2 separate regions of the Homo sapiens genome follow, and region 1 is linked to region 2. Evidence: chromatin contacts called from ENCODE Hi-C or POLR2A ChIA-PET data. All regions are on one chromosome and are shown on one strand. The core of a region is the stretch at or near the end of the contact, and the rest is flanking DNA. Distances in the headings are between cores, read along the strand shown.

Region 1 (6,470 bases), core at 3,873-6,372, 360 kb after region 2:
AAATTAGCAGGGTGTGGTGACACATGCTTGTAATTCCAGCCTACTTGGGAGGCTGAGGCAGGAGGATTACTTGAACCCGGGAGGCGGAGGTTGCAGTGAGCCAAGATCGTGCCATCGCACTCCAGCCTGGACAACAAGAGCGAAACTCCATCTCAAAAATAAATAAATAAATAAATAAATAAATAAAATTAGCCAGGCATGATGGCGGGTGATTGTGGTCCCAGCCACTTCAGAGGCTGAAATGGGAGGATTGCTTGAGCCTGGGAGGCAGAGGTTGCAGTGAGTCAAGATTTGCACCCTCGCCTGGGTGACAGAGTGAGGCCCTGTCTACACCCCACTCCCATCAAAAACAAAAAGAGTATGGCTCAGAATGTCTCAACATGGTCTACAAACTTTTTAAGTCCTGACACTGGCTTTACCTCTGGCCCCTTTAACAATACTCACGACTTCCTTCATGTCTCCTGGATGGTTCTGGCTCCTTATTGCCTTGTGGCCTTTGACCTTGATTTTTTTTTCCTTTGTTTGGAATGTTCCTCCTCCCTACCCTGATGACAAAACTCCTCCTACTGGTTCAGAAAACTGGGCTCAGTTAGCCTTCTTCCATTCTCCCTTCCCTCTCCTCCAACCGCCAGCTGTGATCATCATTAACCTGCTCCCACTGTATTCAGAAGATAATAACATAAACAATAATAATAGCAGTTAGCCAAGCCTGGTGGCTCACACCTTTAATCACAGCTACACAGGAGGCTGTGGCAGGAGAACAGTTTGAGTCCAGAAGTTTGAGGCTGCAGTGAGCTACGATCATGCCATTGCACTCCAGCCTGTGTGACAGAGCAAGAAACCTGTCTCCAAAAATAAGAATAAAAATAAAATAACAAAAACCATTAATATTGGTTGAGCACTTCTATATACCAGTGTCTATATGTGAAGCTTTGAAGGCATTAACCAATTTAATCCACACAATGACCCTGTTGGGTAAACACATTTTTTTTTTTTTTGAGACAGAGTCTCCCTCTGTCACCCAGGCTGGAGTGCGGTGGCGCGATCTCTGCTCACTGCAACCTCCACGTCCCGGGTTCAAGCGATTCTCCTGCATCAGCTGCCTGAGTAGCTGGGATTACAGGTGTGCGCGTGGCGCCCGGCTAATTTTTTTTTTTGTATTTTTAGTAGAGATGGGATTTCAGCAAGTTGGTCAGGCTGGTCTCAAACTCCTGACCTGGTGATCTGCCCCCCCTCAGCCTCCCAAAGTGCTGGGATTACAGGGGTGAGCCACTGCGCCCAGCCTTTTTTTCGAGACAGAGTTTCGCTCTGTCACCCAGGCTGGAGTGCAGTGGCGCAATCTCGGCTCACTGCAACCTCTACTTCCCGGGTTCAAGCGATTCTCCTGCCTCAGCCTCCCAAGTAGCTGGGATTATAGGTGCCTGCCACCACACCCAGCTAATTTTTTGTATTTTTAGTAGAGATGGGGTTTTGCCATGTTGGCCAGGCTGGTCTCGAACTCATGGCCTCAAGTGATCTGCCCACCTCGGCCTCCCAAAGTGCTGGGATTACAGGCATGAGCCACTGTAAAGAATTTTTTTTAACATCTTTTTCTTTTTTTCTTTTTGAGAGGGAGTCTTGCTCTGTTGCCCAGGATGGAGTGCAGTGGCGCGATCTCGGCTCACTGCAACCTCTGCCTCCCAGGTTCAAGAGATTCTCCTGCCTCAGCCTCCCAAGTAGCTAGGATTATAGGCGCCTGCCACCACACCCGGCTAATTTTTTGTATTTTTAGTAGAGACAGGTTTTCACCATGTTGGCCAAGCTGGTCTCGAACTCCTGACCTCAGGTGATCCGCCCACCTTGGCCTCCCAAAGTGCTGAGATTACAGGTGTGAGCGACCACGCCTGGCCTTTAACATCCTTTTATTGTAACACTTATCTCATTGTTTTGAAATGGCTTATACCTATTAGTGTCTCCAATAGACAGTCTTATTCATATTCTTAGCACTAGCAACTATACAAGTTCTGTACACCTGTTTTTTTTTCAATATGATGAAGTCAACACTTGCATTTAACCAAACCTTGATTTCCAAGGATTGAGTAATGTGAGATTTTCAGTGCAGTGGTGGGAGAGGCTTGGAGTCTGAGCACAGGCTTTGGAGTCCCTCCAATCATATATCATCTTTGCCCTTGCACTAAATGGTATCCCCATCCTCTCAATTGCTTAAGGAAACAACCTGGGAGTCATCTCGTTTACTACCTTTCTTCACACCTGCACCTCGGGAAAATATCCTGAAATCTTTCAATTTCTATTTCCACACCAACCAGCCTAGTCCAGGTACCACCATCTACCCCCTGAACTTGCCCAATAACTTTGTATTGTTCTTCGGCTCCTTTTTGTTCCATTGCTGCTCCCTTCAAGTCATTCTCTATAAAATAGGTTGATTTAAAAAAAAAAATAAACCAATGGCCGGGCACGTGGCTCATGCCTGTAATCCCAGCAGTTTGGGAGGCTGAGGCGGGAGGATCACTTGAGCCCAGGAGTTCAGGACCAGCCTGGGCAACACAGCGAAACCCTGTCTCTACAAAAAATACAAAAATTAGTCTGGTGTGGTGACGCCCACCTGTAGTCCCAGGTACTAGGGAGGCTGAGGTGGGAAGATGACTTAGCGAGCCTGGGGAGGTAGAGGATGCAGTGAGCCCTGATTGCACCACTGCACTCCAGCCTGGGCGACAGAGTGAGACCCCATCTCAAAACAACAAAAACCCAAACCCTTCATTATCTTGCCTTTGCACTTAACAGATAAATCCAAACAACGTGATTAGGTTCCTGCTTAATGCTCCAAACTCAACTTCAAACCCCTATTTGACATGCTCAAGCCTCCTGGCCTGTTCCTCAAACAGCCACGCTTCAGCATCAGCCACAGTTCAGCATCGGGGCCTTGACACCCATTATCCTCTGTCTAGAATGTTCTTCCTCCCCATGGTTGGCTTGGCTGGCTCCTTCTTGTCATTTAGGTCTTAGCTCCTGAATTATCTCCTCAGAAAATCCTTCCCTGACCATTCTGTTTTGTTTTCTGCTCAGTACTTATCACTGCCAGTGATTATCTCATCTATTCGTTTTATTATTTATATTCTTCATTAGAAACATAAGCTTTTGTTGTTTGAGACAGAGTCCCACTGTGTTGACCAGGCTGCAGTGCAGTGGCATGATTTTTTGGCTCACTGCATCCTCCGTCCCTCACCCCCCATCCCCCACCACAAGCAATCCTCTTATCTCAGCCTCCCGAGTAGCTGGGACCATAGGGGCCTGCCACAATTCCCAGCAAATTTTGTTGTCATTGTTGTTGTTGTTGTTGTTGTTTTTAAATTCTGTAGAGAGGGAGTCTCACTATGTTGCTCAGGCTGGTCTTGGACTCCTGGCCTCAAAGTGATCCTCCTGCCTCAGCCTCCCAAAGTGCTGGGATTATAGGCTTGAGCCACCTGTTTGTTTCCTTTCATACCTAGTCCTGCAGAACATAAGCCTCTAAGTGCAGGGGCTTCTTCTGTTTATTCACCACTGTATTTCTAGCACCAAGAATACTATCAATATTTTTTGAATGAATGAATCAAACAGTGAAAAGGCCAGTCATCTTGGTGTATATAGAAGGTAGCCAACAGAGACCCAATAGAAATGAGTGCCTATGTTCCTACTGCTCTATAACTAGTGGGAGTGGGGAGGGGAAGCAGCTGGGGGTCTACCAGACCCTGTCACCAACTAGTCAGCACACGTGGCAATCACAGTTGTAGAAGAGGCCAAACGGAGCAGATCTGCCAATGACAGCCAGTACTAAACTCGACTGGATGCTGAGGGCCATTTCTGCTTTGAGTGAACAGTGCAGCCTGCTGGGTGGCCAAGGGAACGTGTACAAATCCACTTTGTTTAAAGGACCCAGAGAGTAGTCAGTTCTGCTAAACCTCATCTGTTTGTTCAGGGATTTTTGTCCTGGGGAGGAGTGGGGAAGAAGCGATTAGTCAGGCCAGGCTAGCTGGTATTAGTTTGCAGGCTGTGAGTGCGACTCTTCAGTCTCTGCTCCTCTCATCATTGCCTTTTCACCTACCTTTACCCTAAATTTACGTACACCTCTGCCTTCACAAATTCCAAGCGATTAACTGTTGTATTTAATCTCTGTCCCAAATCTCTCTGCATCATTCTTCTTTTGATTATGAAGTCACGAGGGCCCTTTGTTTATTTTATTTTTAAAACTTTTTTTGAGAAGGAGTTTAGCTCTTATTGCCCAGGCTGGAGTGCAATGGCACAATCTAGGCTCACTGCAACCTCTGGCTTCCGGGTTCAAGCAATCCTCCTGCCTCAGCCTCCCGAATAGCTGGGATTACAGGCGCGCGCCACCAAGCCCGGCTAATTTTTTGTATTTAGTAGAGACGGGGTTTCACCATGTTGGTCAGGCTGGTCTCGATCCTAACCTCAGGTGACCCAGCCACCTCGGTCTCCCAAAGTGTTGGGATTACAGGCGTGAGCCACCGCACCTGGCCTCAAGGGCCCTTAAATATTACTTAGTTGTTCCATTATTTGGTGTGTTTTATTATTTGGTGCAGGTTTTTTCCCCTTATCTAGTTTGAATGTTGCTGAAGGACGCTGGTTTTCAAACGGTAAGGAATCTCCTGATAAAGGCACGAATCTTGGTGTGCAGATAAGCCAGCGATTCTTGCTTCTGGCTAGTTCTACGTTGTTCCTGGATGGTCAGTTCAAACTGCAATGATCCACAGCTCCAGAAGCGGCTTCTTCCAGTCGGCCTAGGAGCCAAACGCCCCTGCAGCTCCATGCTACCACGCAGGGTGCCGTTTCGGGCTTGCAGGGAGTTGTCGCAGTCCCGTTTTGGCTGCACATTCTACTGCTGGGGTGGAAGTGTCAAGCAAGATGTTGTCGCCGGTATCATGATGTCCGGGTGAGAAGCTTCCTTGGCAGGTTGCCAGGGCCAGCCTGCGAGCACTGGCGCCGGGGACCCGCGCGCCCGGGAAGGGGCGGGGAGGTGGGCGGAGCCTGGCAACCTGGGGACCACCAATAGGATGCTCAGCCGGAGGTGGCCCTGCGCGTGACGCAGCGGTGCTCGGAGGCAGGGGGCGTAGGGGCCGGGCTGTCCGGCGCTTTAGCTTAGCAGGCGACGTTGCGGGCCCTGGGCGCCAGGAGAGCTTCCCGGAGTCGACCTTCCTGCTGGCTGCTCTGTGACCGCTTCCCGGCTCTGCCCTCTTGGCCGAAGTGCCCGCTGCCGGGCGCGGGCCTCAGGTAACGGTGGTGCTCCCGCGCCTCTCCTCGCTTCCCGCTTGGGTCCACCGGCCTCAGCCCGCGGGGAAGGGAGAAGCGGTGGCGGCAGCAGCTCCGGCCCGGCCTTGTCCTGGGCTGTGCTGCGGAGAAGGCGAGGCTCGGCGACTGCAGGGGAGTTGGGGAGGGGAGGGCGGGAAAGTTACCGTCAGGCGCCCGGGTCACGGGCAGCCTTTTAAACCCTGCACGCTGGTTTGGTGTTCCGCAAATCTCGTGGCATCTCTCAAGTCAGTAGTAAAGAAAGTTAGGAATTAGAAGACGTTTTATTCTTTAAAAAGCGAAACCAAAAATGCACTCAGGAAGTCAGCTTTTTAATGATTTAGAGAAAATGTGTGAAGGGAAGGATGGTATTAGCAAGACATGAAAATCTGTAGGGGCACCAGAACCTTTAATCAAGCTCATGTTTTATTGTAAAATATTAGGATGTAGGTAAGTTTCTGTTTTCCCTAAGTGTTAATGGTCATGTAATTTAAATAATATGTATATTGAAAGGTTATTTCTAAGTGAGAAACAACTATATAAACTTTATTCTCCGTATATATATTTAGGTTAAGTTCGTTGGTCACTTTTGTTTGTTTGAGACGGAGTCTCGCTGTGTCGCAAGGCTGGAGTGCAGTGGCGCAATCTCGGCTCACTGCAACCTCTGCCTCCCGGGTTCAAGCGATTCTTGTGCCTCAGCCTCCTGAGTAGCTGGGATTACAGGCGTGCGCCACCACGCCCAGGTAATTTTTGTAGTTTTAGTAGAGACGGGGTTTCACCATGTTGGACCAGGTTGGTCTCAAACTCCTGACCTCAAGTGATCCGCCCGCTTCGGCCTCCCAAAGTGCTGGGATTACAGGCGTGAGCCACCGCGCCTGGCCTGTTGGTCACTTTTTAATATTTAAGTGGCTGCCACCTGTTTAAACCACTTTTTTCTTTTTTTCAGCCTGCTTGATTTCCTCTTCCTTGAAGTAGAATTCAATTTGAAGCTTTTTTTTTTTCTTTTTAAAAGTTGGGCGGTGTCAGTGAATGACTTGTTAAGGAAGTCTGTGCGTTGTCTGGGTGTGAGAATGGGTTTTGGAAGGAGCTCTGTGGCACTGAATTATCGTTTAGAAATGCACGTGTTTTAGTGAATCACATGCTTAGAATGCATCTGAGGTTTCGCAGTCTTTTAGGATAAAGACCTACTGAGT
Region 2 (7,115 bases), core at 1,005-3,504:
GCCAGGCTAGGATCCAGGCATTAACAATTTTTGAAAGCTCCCCCAGGTGACCTGAATATCTAGCTCAGGTTGAGAACCAATATTTAGATTGTTGGTCTATAAGCATTACAGAGACTTTTGAACAGTGGTCCTCAAACTTTAGAGGGCAACAGAATCCCTGGAGGACTTATTAAAACACATAAATTAAAAATTGGATTAGAAAGGGAAGCATCAGAGGATCCATCCTGAGCTCTGCGTGAATGTGAATGGGGTCCCTTCGATATCATGATTATATGAGTTGGGGGATGGGAGGGCACAAAAGAAGACACCACCCAACCCTTAGGAAGCTCAGGATCTTGCAAAGGAGGTAGAGCTCACACCTGGGCAGCAGCAAGTTTTCTGAGCAGCCATGAAGCAGCAGAGAGAGCCTGGGGCTGACAATGCCTTTACTCCCATTCTGTCAGAGGTGTTTGAACCAGAGCAACTCCATCTTGAGTAGGGGCTGGGTAAAATGAGACCTACTGGTCATCTGCATTCCCAGATGGTTAAGGCATTCTAAATCACAGGATGAGATAGGGAGTCGGCACAAGATACAGGCCATAAAGACCTTGCTTGTAAAACAGGTTGTAGTAAAGAAGCCAGCCAAGACCCACCAAAAGCAAGATGGCCATGAGAGTGACCTTTGGTCATCCGCACTGCTACACTCCCACCAGCGCCATGGGAGCTTACAAATGCCATGGCAATGTTAGGAAGTTACTCTATATGGTCTAAAAAGGGGAGGCATGAATAACGAATAATCCACCCCTTGTTTAGCATATCATCAAGAAATAACCATAAAAATGGGCAACCAGCAGCCCTCGGGGCTGCTCTGTCTATGGAGTAGCCATTCTTTATTCCTCTACTTTCTTAGTAAACTTGCTTTCACTTTACTCTGTGGACTGGCCCTGCATTCTTTATTGCACAAGATCCAAGGGCCCTCTCTTGGGGTCTGGATCAGGACCCCTTTCCTGTAACAGTTCCATCTGGGGCAGATCACCTAACCTCCCCTGAAGTTCCATGCTGACTTCTGCAAAATTGGAACATTAACAGTGTTTTGACTGCTTGCAACAGTGTAGTTACTCGCAAAAGGATTATTTGAAAACATCCATAATTCCCTTTCCCCCTCCCTAACAATAACAAAATATTTTGAAACTACAAAAAGAAAAAATGGTTTTGTATTTGAATGTGTTAAATAGGGCCATTTCCTCTCCAGTTCACTACAGTCCCCACCACTCACTATAGCCTTCTTTTTTTTTTTTTTTTTCACTCTTGTTGACCAGGCTGGAGTGCAATGGCACGATCGCAGCTCACTGCAACCTCCACCTCCCGGGTTCAAGTGATTCTTCTGCCTCAGCATCCTGAGTAGCTGAGATTACAGGCATGCAGCACCACACCTGGCTAATTTTTGTATTTTTAGTAGAGACGAGGTTTCACCATGTTGGTCAGGCTGGTCTCGAACTCCTGAGCTCAGATGATCCACCCGCCTCAGCCTCCCGAAGTGCTGGGATGACAGGCATGGGCCACCGCACCCGGCCCCTATAGTCTTTTGACTGATGTTTCTTTACCAACTCAGGTGTTGTCATGTGATGCCTAGAACTGGGCATCCCATCTTATGACCAAGATAAAGGCTGGCCCTTGAGCAAAGCTGGTCCTCAGAGAACAGAAGGGAAAGATGGAAAGAACCTAGCCCCATAATGATTTTCTTGTGCTACTGAACTAACCCTACAAGAGCCTTACTTCTGGACTTTTAAGAAAGAAAAAAGAAAAATGGGAGAAAGATAGGGAAGAAGAAAAAAGGAGAGAAAGGAGAAAAAAGAGAGGAGAGGGAGGGAGGAAAGAAGGAGGGAAAAAGAGGAAGAAGAAAGGGGGAAAAACATCAGCCACCTTTAAGAATTTTACATGTGCTGGTAAGAAATAATATAGCTTAAAAAATAGATTTCTGCTTGTGTAGCCCAATTTATTAATTTTTAAAACTATGATCAGATGGTATTGATTAGTGGTCTCAAAATAAGGGAGAGAAACACCTATTTCTTGTGTTATTTTTTATTAAAGCAGGGAACAAATGGGACCTTCACAGTCCTTAAAGATGAAATACCCCCAAACCAAACCAGAGTTCACTGGCAAAGCAAAGCAGTGTCCTTACATCTCGGAGGGCCCTGACCCGCCTCTGTCCCGAACCCCACCAGCAGCGGCTCTGCTAGAAAGGGAACATTTTGTTCCTTTATTGTGGTAAACCAGACCCAGGGCCCCGCTGGTTCTCAAGTCAGCTGTGAAGCTGACACACTGCCTCTCAGGGTCAGTTTGGCCCCCACAGCAGGCCCTGGGGAAGCAGCCACGCCCTCAGCTCCCTTGGGGCCCTGTCTTCCATTCCTTAACAGGACCAGCTTCTTCAGAGACTCTGGACTCTCATAAACGTTGAAGCCAGATTGTTTCCCTCTTTGCTTTTGTTTTGATGTATTTTTAAATAATTAGGCTTTTACTCTCAAGTATTTTCATTCTCCATCACTGGCTGAGGGGCAGCTCTCACACCACACTAGGGCAAGGCATGCTACTATGGTATCCAGTAAACAGTTGCCAAACAAAGTCAAAAGTTCTCTTTGGCCAAAGCCAAAATCAAGTTCTCTTTTGTACTTGTTGTTCTTCCATCTGCCCTGAGCTATGTCATAGCTGTCAAAATATGTCACCCCCTGCACCTCCGTGCAGGGTTTAAGAAAAGCAGCTCCTTGGACTTTTGCCAGCGACTTTCTTGCAACATCTTAATTATCCATTTTTTGCTTAGCAAGTAAGTCTAGAAAGAACTGCTTCTTTTATTCTTGGAAAGTAAGTACTTGGGAATGTTCAATGAAAACCAGTATGTGCTGAACTCCTGCTCTGTGCTAGGTTCTGGGGAAGGGGAGGCAGTCCCTGACCAAGGGGATCTCACAGTCAGTGAGGAGAGTGTCCCCTGAGGTCGCTGGGAAGAAGCAACACATTTCCCTGTCCAGTGGCAACTACCTCCTCATCACCTAATCCCTGCGCCCGGAGCACAAACTCATCCTAAGCAAAGGCAACTGAGCAGCTGTTTTCCTGTTCACCCCACCTCAGGTCCTCACTACTTTCCTACCGATACCATTCTAAGTTCCCAACGCATTTTGTGAAAGTAAGTCAGTTTGATTCATCATATAGTCATTGGTTCTGATGTTGTGGTTCTAAGCTTATTTTATACATTGTTATCTAATTTATTCTTTCTTAACAACCCTGTATAGTAGAGATACTTCTTCTTGAATTACAACCAGAAAATTTGGAGAGGTTGAAGAACTTGCCTACAGTCACCCAGTAAGGAGGTGGAGCCAGGATTCAAACTCTGGTCTGATTCTCGGCCCTGGTGGACACTGGCTTTCAGAGCTGTAACTTGCAGTTTTGGTGCCCAGAACCTGCAGCACAAAAGCTCCGCAAATGACTTTGTGATTTATTATGAAACTCAAAGAAAGAACAAGCTTCCTACTTTAATTTTCCTTGCTAATGACAGTTTTCAGCTGAAGAAATCCATGTGCTGTCAACATGTAAATATAACCTTTTTTTTTTTCCAATGTCTGTTCCCGGGACAGAGCCTCCCAGTAGGCCTTGCACTGTGCTGCATGTGGTCCCTGGAGTTTTACAGCCTCACTACAGACACAAAACAGAGTGGTTAACACAAGCAATCCTGAATTGCATAAATGTGCTGGATGCCCATGCTAGACTAAGAAAGTTCTTCGTATTCAGGAGAAACACTGTGGCCCTGAGAGGCCAGGGAAGGCCACGTGGAAGAGGAGAGTCCATGGGTGGGTAGGATTTAGGACCAGGGGAGAAGAATTGCAAGCAAGAGCTGGAAATATACAGTTGAGGCTGGGAAGAGCTCACACTGAGAAGTGGCAACACATAAAGTTGGAAAAGTAGGTTGGAGCCAAATTGCTCAGGATTTTAAGTGCCAGAAGGAGGAATTGGAGAATGGAAGCTGGGAGACCAGGCAGGAAACAGCTGTTCTCCAGGAGAGAGAGAGCAAGGGTCTGTCCCAAAGTGGGAGCACAGGTAGGAAACAATTGAGAGGCATTTTGAAGGATGAAGGCTCCTCTGTCTCCTGTGCCCAGGAGCCCTGCCCTCTGCTAGGCTCTGGGACTAGTAATGCTGATTAACTGATCTGCCAGTGGATGCATTGGCCCTCCCTGATGACCCGGCACCCTTCTTGGAGAAGAGTGGGACTCTGGCCCCCTATCCCTCCATGTTCAATTGCCCACATCACTCAACTCTTCCTGTCCACCACACTTACCCTCCCAAGTGTATTTCCTCATCTGCAAAAACAGCATGAGAAAGCTCCTCCTTCCTAAGTTTATTGTGAGGTTGAATAAGGTCATGCGTGGAAGATGCAAAGCACAGGGCCTGGCGCTTGTAACCGCTCAGCAGATGGGAACCGCCAGCATAAATATTCTGCACCCTTGGTCAGCTGGGACCCATTATTGAGAGTGGCTATTCTCGTCTCTCTCTATGAAATGTTAGACACTAGCAGACAGCTGAAGGTGAAATCAAGCAAGTTTGAACTGTGGTCTCTCTCTGGGGCTCCTTGTCAGGTAAGTTGGACATAAGCAACTTCCTAACAAAAGAGCCAGAAGTTGTTTCATTCTGACAGTGAAGCATGACTTCATAGTTTCTTATTCTATAAGTTGTACAGACAGACTTTTCTTCCTTTTTGTGTTTATGCCATGATGTCTTGGAGCCAAGCTATAGCAGAGCCCCTGGATAGGAATTTAGGATGCTTTTGGACCCCTTCCATAGAGGTCAAGTCCTGGGAATACTGGAAGGGCCTTCACACAAGAGCTCCCTCATCCCATCCCTGTATGTCTTGGACATAGAAAGAGAGGAGGAACTGACATTTAACGACAATGTGCTGTGGCTTTGACACGTGTCATGTTATGTAACCCTCACACCAGTCCTATGAGATAGGGATTGTTATCTGCACTGTTGTAAGTAAGGAAATAGTCTTGATTGAAGGGCCTTACCCAAACTCACACATCTAGTCATCACTGCAACCAACATTCTGCCTCTTGGTGCCCCTCGCTGAAGCTCCTTATTTCCTGCATACTCTCCTCCTCCCAGGGCTGCTGAGGCCACATGGTAAGCCTACTGCTGCTGTTCCTATGAGTTTCCTTTTTCAATGTGTTTTTTAGGAGACGAGGCCTCACTGTGTTGCACCACCTGGAGTGCCATGGCTATTCACAGGCACAATTGTAGCTTACTACAGACATGAACTCCTAGGCTCAAGTAATCCTCTTGCCTCAGCCACTCGAGTGCAGGGACTACAGGTGTGTGCCACCATGCCTGGCCTGTTACCATGACTTTCCAATTCAGCAAATTTTCTGTAATAGGATGATTGAGAGGTTTGTAGTTCCATAATGGTGGCTGGCTATAATGATTACCTATAACTATATAATTGGGAATAAACTGAAACAGGTGCAAACTCTAATCAGCCCCAAATAACATCTTAATGACAAGTAGAGGACAAATTAAATGGAAGCAAAGTCGTAGGACAGAGTACAGAAAAGCATGGTGACAGGAGTTTCTTGTCTGTCTCTAAGGAAGTAGGATGGGATGGAGAGTCAATTCAATTTAGACAGAAGCTGAAGATCAAACAACAGAACATTTTAGCTTCTATTTTAACTATGTATTTTACAGCTGGATTCCAAAGAAGATAAATAAATTATATTTGCACCTATCATCTTTTCAAATATCTTTGCCAACAAAGTCATTCAATATATTGAGTGTCCCTGTGGTCAAGATCTTACACATTTAATGTATGAAAGAGGAGAGACAAGGCCCTGCAGCAGAAAATCTCACAATTTGAGGGAGAAGAAATGGGAGCAAGGAGTTGTTTAAGAAAGACAAAATACATACAAAGTAATGTGTCCGCAAGTGGGAGCCATGATAGCTGTGGGTGTGGAGTTGCCACATGATGATGTTCCATGGCTGGCTGCCTGATCAAGCGGAGCCTCAAAGGTCATCTGTGGCTTGGTAGAGGCCTGGGTCCAGATCGGGCCCTTAACTTTTAAGTTTCAGAAACCCCATGTTGTAATCAGCCCACACAACGTTGACCAGGCCTCAAGGAATGGACTCTTGCCAACCAAACTCCCATAGTAGACTGACGGGAAAACCAGCATGCCAGTTGAAGTAATGTACCATCAGAGACACACCTTTCTAATTACTATGCAGGGGACCCCTTTCTGCTGTGTACCAGAAAAACTGAATTAGCATTTAGAAAACTACTTGTTAAACAGGAATCAGGGTAAAAGAAGTCTTCAGGAGTGTGTGGCTCAGATCGTTGGTACAGTCTGGAACATTTTTGCCATTCCCTGACACCCCTGGGGAAACACTAGCTAGATTCTTACTCTTCACCTCTCTTCTTCTAGGCTCCTTACAGACTCTTTCATGCCTTTAATTATCTTTACTTCTCATCAAATAACATGACTTATTACAACTTACCTTGTCATTACTTTTTGTAATTTAATCTTCCAATAAACTTTGGGTATCTAATCTTGATGTAGCAAACCATGAAATCCTCAGCAATATGTTTGCAAAACCACCCCAAGGATGGGTTGCATCTGCAAGTGTTTAATCTCAATTTATATTGTGAAGATTCTTATGGCTTCCCCTTCAAATCCCGACACCCTTTGACCTTGTCCCCAAATTCCAGAGGTGCTATTATCCATACAGACATATGTTATAGATTCCAGAAGTGCTAGAAGATTCTGGAAGATAAGAGGAACTGAATTTATATTGCTCTGAAACAGGATGCACAGAAAAGCAAGTCTCACACCACTCCTCTTTCATGTCTGATGCAGCACAAGTGTATAGACAGCTCATCCCTGGAGCTCATGATAACAGAGTTCCTTCTAGCCTACTTCAGTTGTAGTCAGCCCTAGCTACTATAACAAAATACCATAGACTGGGTGGTTTAAACAACACACATTTATTTCTCACAGTCCTGGAGGCTAGAAAATCCAACATCAAGATACCAGCAGATTCTGTTTGGGTGAGGGCTCTTGGCTTGCAGACAGCCACCTTCTCACTGTATCCTCACGTGGTGGGGA

The links. A loop is a pair of places that touch in the nucleus more often than their neighbours do. ChIA-PET counts read pairs that join two places held with the same protein, here RNA polymerase II (POLR2A). Pooled maps may share reads with other maps.
Region 1: a loop to region 2 is called in a map of ascending aorta, with 5 times the contacts of the local background. The contact joins the promoter of SOAT1 here to the enhancer-like site in region 2. A Hi-C loop is called at or near these places in 1 of 168 maps with a recorded cell type or tissue (ascending aorta), 1 of 37 single-sample maps with no recorded cell type and 4 of 50 pooled maps. POLR2A ChIA-PET finds 5 or more read pairs at or near these places in 2 of 52 experiments (OCI-LY7 and activated B cell).

The regions. Positions count from the first base shown.
Region 1 is chr1:179,288,675-179,295,144 of GRCh38, forward strand. It overlaps SOAT1 (sterol O-acyltransferase 1), which reads left to right and starts at 5,123. Exons shown (of 16, transcript NM_003101.6): 1 at 5,123-5,262. RefSeq lists a silencer at 4,918-5,107 and an enhancer at 5,320-5,827.
Region 2 is chr1:178,929,764-178,936,878 of GRCh38, forward strand. No RefSeq gene overlaps it. Among named protein-coding and RNA genes, the nearest start is that of ANGPTL1, 62 kb to the left of the region's middle. Within about 2 kb of position 2,255, at least 20 of the 41 ENCODE cell types and tissues checked have a DNase peak (open chromatin) inside an H3K27ac peak, as active enhancers do; they include ascending aorta, where a contact is called at or near this core.